2 separate regions of the Mus musculus genome follow, and region 1 is linked to region 2. Evidence: chromatin loops called from intact Hi-C (ENCODE). Cell type or tissue: left cerebral cortex. All regions are shown on one strand. Links, peaks and the distances in the headings refer to the core of each region. The heading gives the core; the rest is flanking DNA.

Region 1 (8,340 bases), core at 247-8,246, 46 kb after region 2:
CTGCTTGTGGTTTAATAAAAAAGACACGGGGACATCTATGTAGTTTAAGGCTGTTGGCTGTTTTGCTGGGGCAGTCTCTCAGCTAGCTTCTAACTTAACCCGACTTCTCTGTCCCAGCACGTGGCTTTCTTTTTACCTCCCAGTTTCATCCAACCAAGCTCTGTCTTCCTTCTGTGTCTCTCTGAGTTTCTGTCTGCCTGTTTATTCTGCCCCTGTTTCAGCAGCCAGCTCTTTAACAAAAGCCACATTCCTTTCTCATACAAAAAAAAAAAAAAGCTTTTAGCATAGTGAGAGAGGTTCCTTAGCTTACTCATTGTGAGTCCAGCAGTAACAAGATTATGCCCAGTCCATATTTTAGTATTTCTTTTGGCCGGATAGAGAGCAATGTGACCTTCAGTGACCTCCCCCACTGAAGCTTGCTTTTCCCTCTTTTTGGGCAATTGAAAAACTAGCAAACATTTACCTGTAGAAAGCAAGTGATGGGACATAGAAATGACAATACCAAATATCCTGCCAGCACTTGGTGTTGCAATTTTAACAATGGAAAATACAGGGGCACGCCTACATAGCCATTTGATGCAATATGTGTGAGTGAAGGTCATCCCAACACTCAAGTTATGGTGATATGTGGTAAATGGATGGATGGATGGATGGATGGATGGATGGATGGATGGATGGATGGATAAAAGCATCGGAAAGTTATGAGTGAGACATATGTGTTGAGTTCAGTAAATTGACACCATCAATGACGTGTATTAGGGCCCTGGGAGTCAAAGAGACCTACACTAGATTCTGCCACAGATTCTGGCAGAATATAAAGCCTCCATTCTATAAAATTCATCAAATATCTGGACTCCTTTCTCATCCTCTGTGAAATGAAAGATGTGGAAGCATTACTTATTAAGTTCTTTGGATGGAATGTCCTCAATGATTTTGATATTTTAATTTTTTTAACAATGTGAAAACTTACAAAAATATTTTGCTGAACTTTTATCAGTCTTAAAATTTTTTTCACTCTTGTTTCTACTTCAGAGCTTTCCCAACGAATTGGCTGTTTTGAATCTACTTCTTGTTTTATCTTCAGTCGCAGCACAGTGCTTGTCTTGAAGCCTTAGCAGGTCTGGTGGTTTCAAATGTGAGTGGAGGGCTGAGGGCAACATGCAAATACTGTGTACACAGCACCGCCTCTGAAGTTCCATTCTCAGGAACTTGCCTCTTACAGATAAGGCACCTGAACTCTGTTAATATGCACATTGTCTGCTAAAGCTTGACAGAGCACAGGAATCTAGAGTTCCTTGCTGAGCTGCCTTCCTGACCATAGCATTCTGGGGCAGAAGAGAGAAAATGGGAAAGTTCTCACTGCAAAATGAGTGATTCATCAAAGATCTACAGGATTCCAATATTTCTACCCATAGAGATCACACCTAGAGATTGTGAGCCATTGACTACCAATAGCTAGGAAATAAATGGACACTATAGTAGGGAATGCTGCTGGTGTCAGCAGGGAGCAAGAGGCTCTGACACTACCAAAAATCTTCAAGAACAACTTCCCCCTTCAATTTTCCTCAGCCTAGACACATTCATAGAAATTTGAATGAAACTAGTTGTTGGCTTACAGGCAATTCCACTAGGCTTCTCCCAAAGTTGACCTAGCAACAGCTTGAGTCATCAACAGTAACCATTTCTACCTGTGCAGCTGCCAGGTACCAGTGGACTGTCTCCTACCCTCCCCCACTTATTCTTCTCCTCCTCCTCCTCCTTCTTCTCCTTCTCCTCTGCCTCCCCTTCTTTCCCTGCTCCTTCTCTTCCTTCTTCTCCCTTCCCTTCGTCTTCCTGCCTCCTTCCCCTCCCCCTCTGTCCCCCTCCCTCTTTTCTTTTTCTTTTTTTAACAGCAAAATTACATTCCCTTTTATTGTTTAGTGAAATATATATATAATTATGTACAAATAACAGTTTTTGTTTGAACATTGTTGTACTGTCACCTGACAGCCTTCCCCCCACCCCTTGGATATTTTAATTACATTTCAAATATTTTCCCCTTTCCAGGTCATCCCTTCGGAAACGCCCTATCCCATCTGCCTCCCACCGCCTGTATGAGAGTGCTACCCCACCCATCCACTCCTGTCCTCCTGCCCTGGCATCCCCTACACTAGGGCATTGAATCCCCTCAGGTCCAAGGGTCACTTCTCCCACTGAGGACCAATAAGGCCATCTGCCATATATGTGGCCAGCGCCATGGATTGTTCCATGTGTACTCTTTGGTTGGTGGTCCAGTCACCAGAAGGTCGGAGTTCTGGCCTGTTGACACTGTTGCTAGCTCCGTGGGGCTCCCCTCAGCTCCTTCAGTCCCTTCTCCATCTCCTCCATCAGAACCCCTGAGCTCAGTCCAATGGTTGGCTGCGAGCTTCCTCCTCTGTATTTGTCAGGCTCTGGCAGAGTCTCTCAGGAGACAGCCATATTAAGCTCCAGTCAGCAAGCACTTCCTGGCATCCACAATAGTGTCAGGGTTTGGTGGCTGTATATGGGATGAATACCCCCTCCCTCCCTCCCTTTTCATTCTCTTGCTTGCTTTCCTTCTGTTCCGAGCAGGCATCTTCTTTTCTTTTGGTCCTTCTCTGATCCCCACCACCCCACCCCACCCCACCCCCGCTTTCTCTGCCTCTGCAGCCTCTATCCACTTTCCAAGTCTCCTCCCCCTACAATAAACTTTCTTCTATCAGATCTGTGTGATGTCATAATTTCTCAGGGGGCCACATTGGAATGAGCCCACCAGGTACCCCTTTACTCCTGCCACCACCATATGATATCTCATAACACTAGTGAACTTCCATCTGTCCCCAGGAGCTCTCTAGTCTCTAGAACAAGGAGGAAGGTAGAGGCTCAAAGTGACTTTACTGGTTACACATTCTGTTGGCTAGTCCAGAATCTTTTTGTTTTCATTTTCCCAGACTTTCATATCTATTATTAGAATTGAGAAGAAAGTGTTCTGCACAGAGAGTTTTTGCTAGCACCACCATTTTGGATTTTTTTTTTGAGTAGGAGACTACAGTAATTCTTCCTTTGCCCACAAGATGTGATTGAACCCTTCTCAAAGAAGGGGAGGGAGATGGAGGAGAATCTGCATGAGGGGGTACTGGGTGAACAAGGGGCTGATATTGGGATATAAAGTGAATAAATAAGTAATTTTACAAACCTAACAGAGTTGAGTTGTTGGAGGTTCTTTGAAAAACAACTCTTCTGTCTCCTATATTCCATATTTGTTATGCTACGTATGGAACACATGTAGGGTCAGAGGTACATTCTGAGATATTGTCTTTGTTGCTGTGATGGCTTAGGAGAGTTCTCCTTCATTTATTGTCTGTTTCTGCTGTTCTGACATTTTATAATATGTGGGTGTCTTCTGGAGGAAGTAGATTAGACAGTCTCTTCTCTTCTCTTCAATTATTCATGTTGTTAACCTTACAAGCAACTGCGGATGTTATAGCAGTGGAAGTGGCCAAGGAATGTGGTGCACGACAAACCTGTGCTTCTTAAAGAAGCGCTCTTAGGAGGAGTTTTGAAAGCTTGGATGCAAAATGAGAAACACGCCCTAGCAGTTATAGATCTTAGAGTCAGTACATCTTAAATGTCTCTGCTTCTGCTTGGTGATTCTGCCAGGCTCAGATTCATATTTAAGATAAGAAGGAATATATTTTTATTCTCTTTTGATCTCACCAGTGATTTTTTTTTTCCACCTTGATTTTTGGACAAGGAGAGTCTGAAGTAGTAGTCCAATCTCTTTGGCAGCCACAGGAGAAACATTCAGAGAGGAAAATAGAAGCTTGACTTCTAGGCATCTAAATCTTCATGTTGAGAAGGGGAGGGCAATTGGGGAAAGAATTGTGGGAAGGGGTAGTGAGCAGAATGTAAAGTGAGTAAGTAATAAATAAATAAATGAATAAAAAACCCAGAATCTTCATTTTGACTCAGTAAACCCCATCACCCTCGAAGTTTTTCAACCACTTACACTTCAAAGCTACTCATATTTCGATATTTGTTCTTTTGTAGGTTTGACTCTGTTTAGAGTCTTCCTATCTGTTTCCTCTCTGATGTTCTACTTTCTATTGTCTTATCATCCACCATGGGTTATTTCATCTGTCTCCTCCCTTCCAAAGCTGAATACATCCAGTGAGCTTTCTACGGCAGCTACTGTATTTTTTTTCTTTCAAAATTCCTATTTGATTCTTCAAGTTTTAGTACCAATATATTGTAAGTTGAGTATAGATAGGCTCCTCAACTTATTCTTTTGCATTTTTCTTCATAAGGTTTTTCTAATTGTTTTCTTTTATTCAATCCTGTTCGTAATTGTTTGTTGCAATGTGGTTATCACAGCTGCTTCTAAATTTTTGTTAGCTCTGTTTTCTTGTCATGCTGGTGTTGACTGCTTTTCCATTTAGTTTGAGATATTTTATGGCCTTGATATGACAAGTGATTTTTCTATTGAAGCCATAAGTGGAAACATTTTTTAGATTATACTATGGGCCTGTGACTCCTACTGCAAGTTGCTATTTTAACCAGACTTATTTACCATGTTGGGGAGGGAGGGAAAAGGAATGTAGTATCCCATTACTTCCAGATGGGTTTAAAAGCCACATCTCCAGTTTCAGCACCAGTTAACACCCATGAAAGGAGTCTCCTTGATACTGTTAGGTGGGGCAGGGGTTTTAACTGTAGTAGCTCTCACTGGCACCTCTCTAATAGTGGCTATGTTAGATCAGCATCAGTATCAAATAATGCCTGACATAAGCAACTAAGGAGAGAAAAAGTTTGTTTTGCTTTGTGTCTTGGAAGTGTCAGACCACAGTCTTTGGCTCCGTTAATTCTGGACTCACAGTGAGGTAGAGCATTGTGGCCATGAGGGCAGACAGGAGAAATATATGAAAAGCAGGAGGCAGAGGACAAGGACCAAGGCAAGGACCTTCAGGGCTAGGACCAAGGACCTACCTACCTACTTCTTCTAGCTAAGATCTTGACCCTCCCTCCTTTCTTTTTCAAAATAACACCACGAAGGGAACCAACCCATCAGCAATACACCTGTCAGTTCATATTAGTCTTAAGCATGACTGTTGCCACTGAGTGGTGGTGAGAGTTCTGACTCTTCACTATTCTCTTTGTGGCACCATTCTGGGGAGAGGATTGTCTCCTTACTGCCAAGGCTGGTTAGACACACAGGTTCCCCAGAAGGTCTCCAGTAGCTGAGGCTGGGGAAAAGAGAGGGGCTACATAATGGTTGATCTTAATTGTCAGTTTGACTAGACATAATTAAATAGAGGTATTTTTAAAGGTTTCCAGACTTAAAATAAGTATTGGGATCCGCAATGGGGAAAATTAGAGCTAAATTAGATTTAATCAAATTGAAAAGAAATCTGTCCAGGGAAGGGTATTGTTAAAAGGATGAAAAGACAAGTTATGGATTTGGAGAAGATATTTGTAAGCCACTTACCCGTCAAAGGAATATACTCTGCCATTAGGAAAAGACTCAAACCTTAATATCTAAAAACAGACAATTCACTTTGGAAGTGGGCATATAATACAAGAAGATCTCCCATCCCAGAGGAGAGAGCAGTGACAAAGAACATGTGGCAGGATCTTCATCCTCCTCATCCCTAAGAAATGCAAATTCAAACCACAATAAGATGTCCTTACATACCTGTCAAATTTTCTAAAGTAAAACAGCCTGAAAACAGCAAATATCAGGGGTGATATGAGAAACTGGATCACCTGGTTGGTAGAAACATATAAAGTTGGCACAGTCTTTAAAAACAAACCATGCAGTGAACAGAAAGCCATGCAGCTTCAATTCAGGGCACTCATGTGAGGGAGACAACAATGCACCTTACACAAAAGCCCATTCGCATATGTTTACAGCACATTTTCTTTTTACAGACCCAAACTGGAAATGATCTAACATGTCTGAGGATGAGTTATTTAAAGTGGGAGTCATTTCAATCTTGGAATGGCACTCAGCAGTGCAACCAACCAACCATAGATGTGAATGGATAGCTAGAGAACTGGGCTACGCAAGATCTCATTCATGTTACATTCTTGAAAGCAGAGTGGTGATTCCTATGGGTGAAGGAAGAGATAAAGATAGGGAAGAAGTGGGTTGGGTTATGAAAGGACATTAGTCAAAACCTTTTTTAATGACAGAAATGTACTCTATTTTGAGTTTATCAAAGTCTATTTTGTAGTTGGGAACTTGCACTACAGTTCTGTAAGACTCTAGTCTTAGAGAAAACTGAGTGGACAGAAAGCTCTCTCTGTCTTATTCAGCTTATTTGGACTTTAGTTTCCAAACATATTTTAAATTAACGCTACCAGATAGTTACTCTGACAATGTATGAATGTTTACCTTAAGGCGGCCAGTAAGAAATCCTGGAAGAGACTCTGAGATCATGTTTCTAACCCTTGAATTCTTCTGGAACATGAACCAGAAGAAGCCTCAGGTATGGTCCAGATCCTTTGAGAAGTACAGAATTGTGCAAGTGAGAAACTTTCTAGAGCCACAGGCTGACTCCTGTGGTAGGAATTGTCACCATCACTTATAGATACCATTCATTCTTTCAGAGAGTTTGTGCCTTCAGACTGAGAGAGGACAGCTTGCAGTGTGGTCCAGCTGCGATACCACTGCTCAGTGCTGGTAATGTAGGGTTGGTGGGTGCTGCTGCAGGGAGGCTGTCTATTCTTAGGGAAGGTCACATCTGCTGCATTACAAAGTCAGCATTGAGTCAGTGGCTTTGGAGCCTTCTTCCATTCTCAATTCTGGTCACTCCAGAGGCCTCTTTTCATTCTCTGAGCTTATGGCTCCTTTTAGCACCATATCTCATATACTCAGCAGGACCACGGGGATTCAGCATGGTCACAGCAGGCCTTCACTACCTCTGCTTCAGGTGAGGAACAGCAACGAGGCACATAAAATGAGGCTATCATTTGGAAACTCTGAAAATGAACCCATTCTTTAAAGTGTTGAAAGTAACAGAAAGTCTTTATTCAGAGAAACTCTTCATTCTTTGTCACTCTTTATAGTATGAAAAGAAAAGACAAATAATAAAAAAAACTGAGATCTGTGTGGCAGCCAGACACTATTAACTGAAGAATTCTCAAATCATCCATCTTTTGCCAGCTCTCTAATGAAAGCCCTCTAAACACTTACTCAGTTCTCTTGCTCTTCTGTCTACCAAAGTCAGATGGTGCTTTTGTAGGCTCTAAGAAAACCCACAAGATAGGGGAACAGGTAACAGGAGCGAGGCGGAGAAAGACATCACAGGGGAGGTGGTGAGAGCATGTGAGTAACAGGACAGCAACTTGGCCGGCTTTTATATGTGCACACATTTCAAAAACTGAGACGGGGATTTGCACTGCTTTGCTGGAGCTATGGGTTGTAGAAGACAGGAGAGCTCTATTTCCAAAAGCCAGGGATGCTTCTGAATAACCTGCCAAGCTAAGTACAATTCTGGATTAAGAGATCAGCCAGGGTCAGTTCACCTGACCCCGTGGGTGCCTGGAGGAATATGTGCTAGCAGAACAAAGTTGCTCAAAAAAACAGCTGATGTGAAGGACCACCTGTGAGTGAGGCATTAGGCTGAGCATGGGAAACATCTATTTCTGTAGGGCAGGATGGTGGATATTGACAATAACATATGACTCAGCACCATATAAGATCCCACTCTTACTCCCTATCTAGAATATGTTTGAGTGCTTTTGAAATTGGCAATATTAGAAAGAATAGACTTTGAAATCAAAAAGATATTTGAATTCCAAAATTTTCTGATTGTTAGATTATTCTTAGGTTGTTTAGGTCAATGTTTCCAAATTGATTTTCATGTCTGAAAAATGGACACAATAACACTGGCATAGTTCTTAGGGATGAAATGAAAGATTATAAAGCATAAAGTTTCCAGTCACACAGTAGACACTCAAATATTAATTTTCTACCAAATCCTTGTCACCAAAATATTCAGCTTTTGTTTTTTTTTTAGAAATTAGATGATAAAGTTCTTCTTTCTGTACTTCCCTTAGTCCCAGTACCAGAATCTGTTAGCCTAGAGGCAAAACTGACCTGACAACTCATCTATTTAATGCTACATTTCATAAACATGGAAATCAAAGTACAGAGACTTTACTAAAGACATAAAACTAGACAATGTTGTAGTCTCTGCTGCCCAGGTCCAAGTTGCCCATACCAGAGGCTTGATTACGTTTCACTCTGTTCTCATTCACTGAAGTCCCAAGGCCTTGGGGTGATAAGGCAGAGAGTTCTGAATCTCTGTAATTGTCTCAGCATCTCCTTCAGGCACTGAC
Region 2 (8,340 bases), core at 92-8,091:
TGAAGAGATGCCATGACTAAGGCAGCTTATAAAAGAAACCATTCAATTGGGGTCTTGATTACAGTTTCAGAGGGTGAATCCATGACCATCATGACAGAGAGAGCATGACTACAGGCATGGCACTGGAGCAATAGCTGAAAATTCACATCTTATCTGAAAGGTGAACATAGAGAAACTAGGCCTCTGACTAGGACTTTTCAAATCTCAAGCCTACGTGCCAGTGACATACCTCTGCCAACAAGGCCGTACCTCATCAAGCCCACAACTCCTAATCCTTCCTAAACAGATGGCTAACTAGGAAGCAAACATTCATATATTTGAGCTTATGTGTGTGGGGGGGGGCATTCTTATTCAAACCACCACAGTTATCTTATAAAGGAGAGAGAAGGTTATAGATGAATTAAGAGATCCTATTTGGGATCATCTGGGCAGACTAAAGATGGTCATCAGTGTCCTTCAAAGAGGAAATCAGAGTGATGCTACATTAGAAAGACACAGTGTGCCATTGTTAGCTCTGAAGATTGGAAAAGAAGCCACTAGCCAAGGAGTGGTGGTGCTTTTAGGAGCTAGAAAACTCAAGGGTAGATTCTTACCTGGAATCTTCAGATGAGAAGGTAGGAATTATAACCCATCAGGACCCATATCCAACTTTCCTTTCTAGTAGAAGACTGTGAAAGAATTCACCTGCATTGCTCTTTGCCACAGGCCTCTGGTGACTTGTTACAGTAATCATAGGACCCAGTCCTCTAAGGTGAGACTTTTTGGAGTTATAAGAAATGACCTAAGACATTAGCTTTTTATTCCCATGAGAATAAAATTCATTCTGGAAGACAAGCTTGGGAGACACCCAGAGGTCCATAGAACACTATCAATGCCCCTCCGATTTCATTGTCTATGCTATGAATGTCTGTACAAAGATGTTTACCAGGCTCAGTAACTCCTCTCTTTCACATTATCTCCCACCCCCAGGCTCCCTGCTGAATCTCCATCACATCCCACTGGTCATTTTTCTCTTTGATTGTCATTCTCAGTTCCTTCTTCCTTTACCCACCTTAGCTTTTCACAAGCCCTCATCACAGTGTTTCTGCAGTGGCATGGCATTCGAAGTTCAGTGTCATTCCTTCCACCCAGAAAAGTCATAGGTTAAGCCCTGTGTGTCCTCTCTCCCCATCTCCATAGAAAACAAACAGAATAGTGTCTGAAAACCTTCATATTTTATCTTTCTCAATTCCCATGATAACTTTCCAGGTTCAGAGTTTGCTTAGGCTACTTAGAAAAGTAGGTTTTACATTTTTAGGCCTTGCGACATTTTTATATATTGTGAAGTATTATTTCTAGATTTGGTTTCAAGAGATTTTACTTCAAGTCCTGAGACTTTCTTCCTGGAGGAAGGCTCAAGCTACACTTGCAGTTTCATCCTTGGCCTCCTCTACTCTGTACCTCTTGTGCCTTCACAGAGGAACTGGATGCTTGTGGGTGGGTGGAGGATGCTGGTTTGCTGTTACAAAGGGGTGATCTTGCCTGGGAACACTTGTTTCCCATTTAAGCTCCTTCACACCCATGGCGTCTTCTCCTGAGAAGGTAGGACACCTGCTTACAAAAAGGGTGATTTAGTTTTGTGGGGTGAGCACAGGATCTCCTCTAATTTTTGCTGAGATGTGTTAGCTCTGGGAAGCATGTCTATATATTAAGAAACTAGAACTGAAATTCCTGGGCCTGGGAGAATGGGCATGAAGGCCACCAGCCTTGGCACCTGAGCAGTTCTATGTCAGTCCTCTACGAACACAGAAGACTAACAGAAGCACACACTGCTAAGGTCAGATGGCCCATTTCCACAGGATGGCAACAGGTTCTTTTATGCCTTCTAAGAAACTCTACCATGGAACCTGCTACAGAGCCTGCAGTTCTTTTTCTCCAATGAGTCTCCAGCTGCAGCAGCTACTGTGCAGGGGTCGCTGGGATGAAGATCGGCCTGAAATGCTTTGAAGGACAGTTGAAGCCTGCCTGAGTGCTTGGTTCCATCTGTGCTGGTCAATATGTGCCCCCTCATGCCCCACCTCCCACCCCAGGGCAACCAGAGGGAGAACCCACAAGCCATATCAGTAGAGTGAAGGAAGCCAGGATCACCAGAGAAGCTGAAAGAATGCACGCAACTTCAGCAAACACGACTGAGGTTCAGGCTGATTTCTCACCTGCGAATAGGTCAGAACTTGTTCAGAGCACTCATCAGAAATGTGCAAAGGAAGGCAAGGGCTTTAGAGTGAGTTCTTCTCTGTTTTGATATTGCCAACTCCTCGGTTGCCAGGGCCACTGTCACCGTCCCAGCATCCTGCCCAATGTTCTACTTTTGCTTATCTAATGGGGAAAGGACTGTACTGTCTGTCTGTCTGTCTGTCTGTCTGTCTGTTCTTTCAACTTCCAGCATACAGCCTATTGCAGATCTGATGCCCATTAAATATTTATGGAGCAGGAGGATGAATGAGGTTTGGAATTGTTCACTACCAGAAGTCTCAGCTGAAGCAAGAGAGAGGGGCAGGGCAGAGTAAGGTACAGAGGAAAGGGAGGAGCTTACAGTATTTCTCCTGGGAAACATCCCAGCATGGAAGTTTCCTTTGCACAAAGAACATGTAGGCAATTGCCAAGGTTCCTTATTGCTATAATCAGTAACTTATGTAACAGGCCTCTCGCCTGTCTGGGCTGATTTTTGCAGTTGTACACATTGAGGGTTGTGCATAGGTCCAGGGAGTATCCTCTACACACCACAGGATAAAAGGTATCATGGAGGGGGCTAAAAGATCTTAGAAACAAGGTTCTATTTCTTAATTTAGGCTGCCTATTCTTTCCCTTAGAGACCAACTTTAGTTTAGATTCCTTCCTCAGAATCAGCCAAAGAGGATCAAACTATAGACTTTTGAGGCAATGTCCATTTGATCCTGTCTGTATCCTGCCTTTCAACAAGTCACTAAAATTACTATCTTCTGCTGACCCTAGCTTTGGGTCTATTCAATGTTTTCCCCTAACCACATAGGGGTAGCTTGTTTTCTTTTTGGTAGACTCTTGAAATGCAAGTATATAAATAAAAATTCAAAGAAGTTTTAAAACTGTAGGTTAAAATACAGTTATCTAGAGTTCAGACTTTGGCTTAAAGAGTGCAGAGTTGGAATTCCAGTTGTGCAAACTTAAGCAAGTGGATCAAAACACTGAGTCCTTTATTTAGTTATTTCCTCAAAAGGATTTGTAAGCTACCTTTCCTATGCTGGGAATTGGGTAGTTCAGGTCTCCACTTTCAAAGAACTTACAACTGAACAGAAACTCGACCTGGTCAGTAAGTGTCAGAAGGTTAGAACACCATTAAGGGTGTCTACATGGACACTGGGAACAGAAACAGGAAGAGCTGAACTGCCTTCTGTGGTGAGGGAGGGCTGAAGCTTGAAGAAGGAAAAAGATGGAAATAATCAAAAGACTAGGTAGAAACATTCAAGATGGAATGAGAAACATGGACCATGGTCCTGGGGCAGGGAGCACTAAGACTGACTGAATACAAAGGCCAACAGAACAAGTTGGGAATGGAGGCTGGGATGGTAGGGAACTGATAATAATGAGAACTAAAGGCATAACAGCAATCGTACACTCTCATACCAAAGCCCTAAAAGGTTTTAAGAAGTTCAAAGCAAAGCAAAGCAGTTTTCTTGTTTTCGGGTAATGGAAAATGCTGATATAAAGAGCTATTCTAGAATGGAGCTAAGCATGGGTAAGAAAAGCTCAAGTCCTGTGACTTTCCCTCTGCCTCACAGAGCAGACAGGTCATCTCTCTTCATGACTTGTTCACTGCCTGCCTCTGCTCTCTTCTCAGTCCCACAGTGCAGCCTGCCAGAGTTTTCTCCTCTCTCCTCCTCTCTCCTCCTCCTCAGTGCTCTGCTGGGACTTGTATCTCCCAGCAAGCCCATGAATTATTAAAAATAATTTGTTTTCCAAGAGATAGTTTTTCATCTCTACAGACTTTTGTAAGGTACAAGATGCCAGACTGGTGCCCATAACTTACTAAATTCCTGGCTCTCGATCAAGTGGTAGCAGCCTAAAACTTATTTCCATCTGCCTTTGAGAAAGCAGACTCGGTTGAGGCTTGACTTCCTGCGAGAGACTCAGGATGAGCCAAAGCCTGCACTTGGGACTGGTGGTCAGCATCATGTCTCACTTTGGCTCCTCTGGCAGTTACTATGAAAACTTCACTCTTTACCCTTGCCCCAGTGGGCTGATGTGCCTTTCTCGGGGATCCAGGTTATCTATATATTCACTAAAAATAGAGCCACTGCAAGCACAGAGGAGAGACTGAGTTCATACTGTTAGCTGCAGGAGGACCTTGACCATCACTTCAATGGTCAGCCTCGCTTCTCCCACAAGTATCTGCATCCATTCTTCCTGCTGTGACTTTTCTGCCTACAGATGGGTGACCTGATCCGTGGGTCAGTCAACAGGGTCTGCAAGAGAAAGGGTGGGAACTGAGGGGCAAGAAACTCGAAAAATGGAGACAACACAGGCTATCTGCTCAAGTCTCATGACTCAAGGCTCAAGGCTCAAGGCTCAAGGCTCAAGGCTCAAGGCTCGTTTATTAAAAGGCAACTATGGGTATATATGCACTCGCTGGGGAGTGCCGCTGGAGACACTTAACCACAGGTCCAGGATGTATAGGAGAAAAATAAGATGTTATCAGAGTGTGTTCAGCTGTGATGGGCTTCTTGCAAAAACATCATGCTAGGAAAGCATGATGCTTTCTGCTAAGAGTAGACTCCCAACAGATGGGGAGAACCGATCATATAATAAAGAAGACACTAGGTCTTCAAGTACCTGTAGATACCAGCACGATCCTGAAGAATTGCTTCATCTATTGGTCTTTGATCCTTTACTACTTCCTAAGTGGAATGCTGGCAGGACAATCATGATTCGGCTGGGTTCACTTTTCCTCCTAAACGAGTACCTTAAACTGAAATATAATTACCTCATTCCTTCTATTCAATTTCTCTACATCAGCTTCTCCATGTTCCTCCATCAATTTCTTGGCCCCCTCTTAATAATTGTTATTGTTACACACGCACACACACAAACATTTATAAATATACAACTTGCTACATCTATCAGTGTTCTTTTTTTTTTTTTTTTCTTTCCATTTTTTATTAGGTATTTAGCTCATTTACATTTCCAATGCTATACCAAAAGTCCCCCATACCCACCCACCCCCACTCCCCTACCCGCCCACTCCCCCTTTTTGGCCCTGGCGTTCCCCTGTTCTGGGGCATATAAAGTTTGTGTGTCCAATGGGCCTCTCTTTCCAGTGATGGCCGACTAGGCCATCTTTTGATACATATGCAGCTAGAGTCAAGAGCTCCGGGGTACTGGTTAGTTCATAATGTTGATCCACCTATAGGGTTGCAGATCCCTTTAGCTCCTTGGGTACTTTCTCTAGCTCCTCCATTGGGAGCCCTGTGATCCATCCATTAGCTGACTGTGGGCATCCACTTCTGTGTTTGCTAGGCCCCGGCATAGTCTCACAAGAGACAGCTACATCTGGGTCCTTTTGATAAAATCTTGCTAGTGTATGCAATGGTGTCAGCGTTTGGATGCTGATTATGGGGTGGATCCCTGGATAAGGCAGTCTCTACATGGTCCACCCTTTAATCTCAGCTCCAAACTTTGTCTCTGTAACTCCTTCCAAGGGTGTTTTGTTCCCACTTCTAAGGAGGGGCATAGTGTCCACACTTCAGTCTTCATTTTTCTTGAGTTTCATGTGTTTAGGAAATTGTATCTTATATCTTGGGTATCCTAGGTTTTGGGCTAATATCCACTTATCAGTGAGTACATATTGTGTGAGTTCCTTTGTGAATGTGTTACCTCATTCAGGATGATGCCCTCCAGGTCCATCCATTTGCCTAGGAATTTCATAAATTCATTCTTTTTAATAGCTGAGTAGTACTCCATTGTGTAGATGTACCACATTTTCTGTATCCATTCCTCTGTTGAGGGGCATCTGGGTTCTTTCCAGCTTCTGGCTATTATAAATAATGCTGCTATGAACATAGTGGAGCATGTGTCCTTCTTACCAGTTGGGGCATCTTCTGGATATATGCCCAGGAGAGGTATTGCTGGATCCTCCGGTAGTACTATGTCCAATTTTCTGAGGAACCGCCAGACGGATTTCCAGAGTGGTTGTACAAGCCTGCAATCCCACCAACAATGGAGGAGTGTTCCTCTTTCTCCACATCCTCGCCAGCATCTGCTGTCACCTGAATTTTTGATCTTAGACATTCTGACTGGTGTGAGGTGGAATCTTAGGGTTGTTTTGATTTGCATTTCCCTGATGATTAAGGATGTTGAACATTTTTTCAGGTGCTTCTCTGCCATTCGGTATTCCTCAGGTGAGAATTCTTTGTTCAGTTCTGAGCCCCATTTTTTAATGGGGTTGTTTGATTTTCTGAAGTCCACCTTCTTGAGTTCTTTATATATGTTGGATATTAGTCCCCTATCTGATTTAGGATAGGTAAAGATCCTTTCCCAATCTGTTGGTGGTCTCTTTGTCTTATTGACAGTGTCTTTTGCCTTGCAGAAACTTTGGAGTTTCATTAGGTCCCATTTGTCAATTCTCGATCTTACAGCACAAGCCATTGCTGTTCTGTTCAGGAATTTTTCCCCTGTGCCCATATCTTCAAGGCTTTTCCCCACTTTCTCCTCTATAAGTTTCAGTGTCTCTGGTTTTATGTGAAGTTCTTTGATCCATTTAGATTTGACCTTAGTACAAGGAGATAAGTATGGATCGATTCGCATTCTTCTACATGATAACAACCAGTTGTGCCAGCACCATTTGTTGAAAATGCTGTCTTTCTTCCACTGGATGGTTTTAGCTCCCTTGTCGAAGATCAAGTGACCATAGGTGTGTGGGTTCATTTCTGGGTCTTCAATTCTATTCCATTGGTCTACTTGTCTGTCTCTATACCAGTACCATGCAGTTTTTACCACAATTGCTCTGTAGTAAAGCTTTAGGTCAGGCATGGTGATTCCACCAGAGGTTCTTTTATCCTTGAGAAGAGTTTTTGCTATCCTAGGTTTTTTGTTATTCCAGATGAATTTGCAAATTGCTCCTTCTAATTCATTGAAGAATTGAGTTGGAATTTTGATGGGGATTGCATTGAATCTGTAGATTGCTTTTGGCAAGATAGCCATTTTTACAATATTGATCCTGCCAATCCATGAGCATGGGAGATCTTTCCATCTTCTGAGATCTTCTTTAATTTCTTTCTTCAGAGACTTGAAGTTTTTATCATACAGATCTTTCACTTCCTTAGTTAGAGTCACGCCGAGATATTTTATATTATTTGTGACTATTGAGAAGGGTGTTGTTTCCCTAATTTCTTTCTCAGCCTGTTTATTCTTTGTGTAGAGAAAGGCCATTGACTTGTTTGAGTTAATTTTATATCCAGCTACTTCACCGAAGCTGTTTATCAGGTTTAGGAGTTCTCTGGTGGAATTTTTAGGGTCACTTATATATACTATCATATCATCTGCAAAAAGTGATATTTTGACTTCCTCCTTTCCAATTTGTATCCCCTTGATCTCCTTTTGTTGTCGAATTGCTCTGGCTAATACTTCAAGTACTATGTTGAAAAGGTAGGGAGAAAGTGGGCAGCCTTGTCTAGTCCCTGATTTTAGTGGGATTGCTTCCAGCTTCTCTCCATTTACTTTGATGTTGGCTACTGGTTTGCTGTAGATTGCTTTTATCATGTTTAGGTATGGGCCTTGAATTCCTGATCTTTCCAGAACTTTTATCATGAATGGGTGTTGGATCTTGTCAAATGCTTTTTCTGCATCCAACGAGATGATCATGTGGTTTTTGTCTTTGAGTTTGTTTATATAGTGGATTACATTGATGGATTTTCGTATATTAAACCATCCCTGCATTCCTGGAATAAAACCTACTTGGTCAGGATGGATGATTGCTTTAATGTGATCTTGGATTCGGTTAGCGAGAATTTTATTGAGGATTTTTGCATCGATATTCATAAGAGAAATTGGTCTGAAGTTCTCTATCTTTGTTGGATCTTTCTGTGGTTTAGGTATCAGAGTAATAGTGGCTTCATAAAATGAGTTGGGTAGAGTACTTTCTACTTCTATCTTGTGAAAAAGTTTGTGCAGAACTGGAATTAGATCTTCTTTGAAGGTCTGATAGAACTCTGCACTAAACCCGTCTGGTCCTGGGCTTTTTTTGGCTGGGAGACTATTTATAACTGCTTCTATTTCTTTAGGGGATATGGGACTGTTTAGAAGGTCAACTTGATCCTGATTCAACTTTGG

The links. Hi-C counts contacts between places; a loop is a spot of excess contacts. Peaks named below come from ENCODE experiments on the same cell type or tissue, not always from the same donor. Only the 100,000 strongest peaks of a DNase experiment are listed, where the experiment ranks them.
Region 1: a loop joins it to region 2, with 2.7 times the contacts of the local background. A loop is called at or near these places in 2 of 42 quality-filtered maps.

Annotation. Positions count from the first base shown.
Region 1 is chr14:49,585,725-49,594,064 of GRCm38, reverse strand. No RefSeq gene overlaps it. Among named protein-coding and RNA genes, the nearest start is that of Slc35f4, 64 kb to the right of the region's middle. In left cerebral cortex, for the core only: no CTCF peak of the experiment used is centred there; DNase peaks (open chromatin) are centred at 3,063 and 3,554; H3K27ac peaks cover 316 bases.
Region 2 is chr14:49,631,858-49,640,197 of GRCm38, reverse strand. No RefSeq gene overlaps it. Among named protein-coding and RNA genes, the nearest start is that of Gm36082, 37 kb to the left of the region's middle. In left cerebral cortex, for the core only: no CTCF peak of the experiment used is centred there; DNase peaks (open chromatin) are centred at 2,619, 3,922 and 4,031.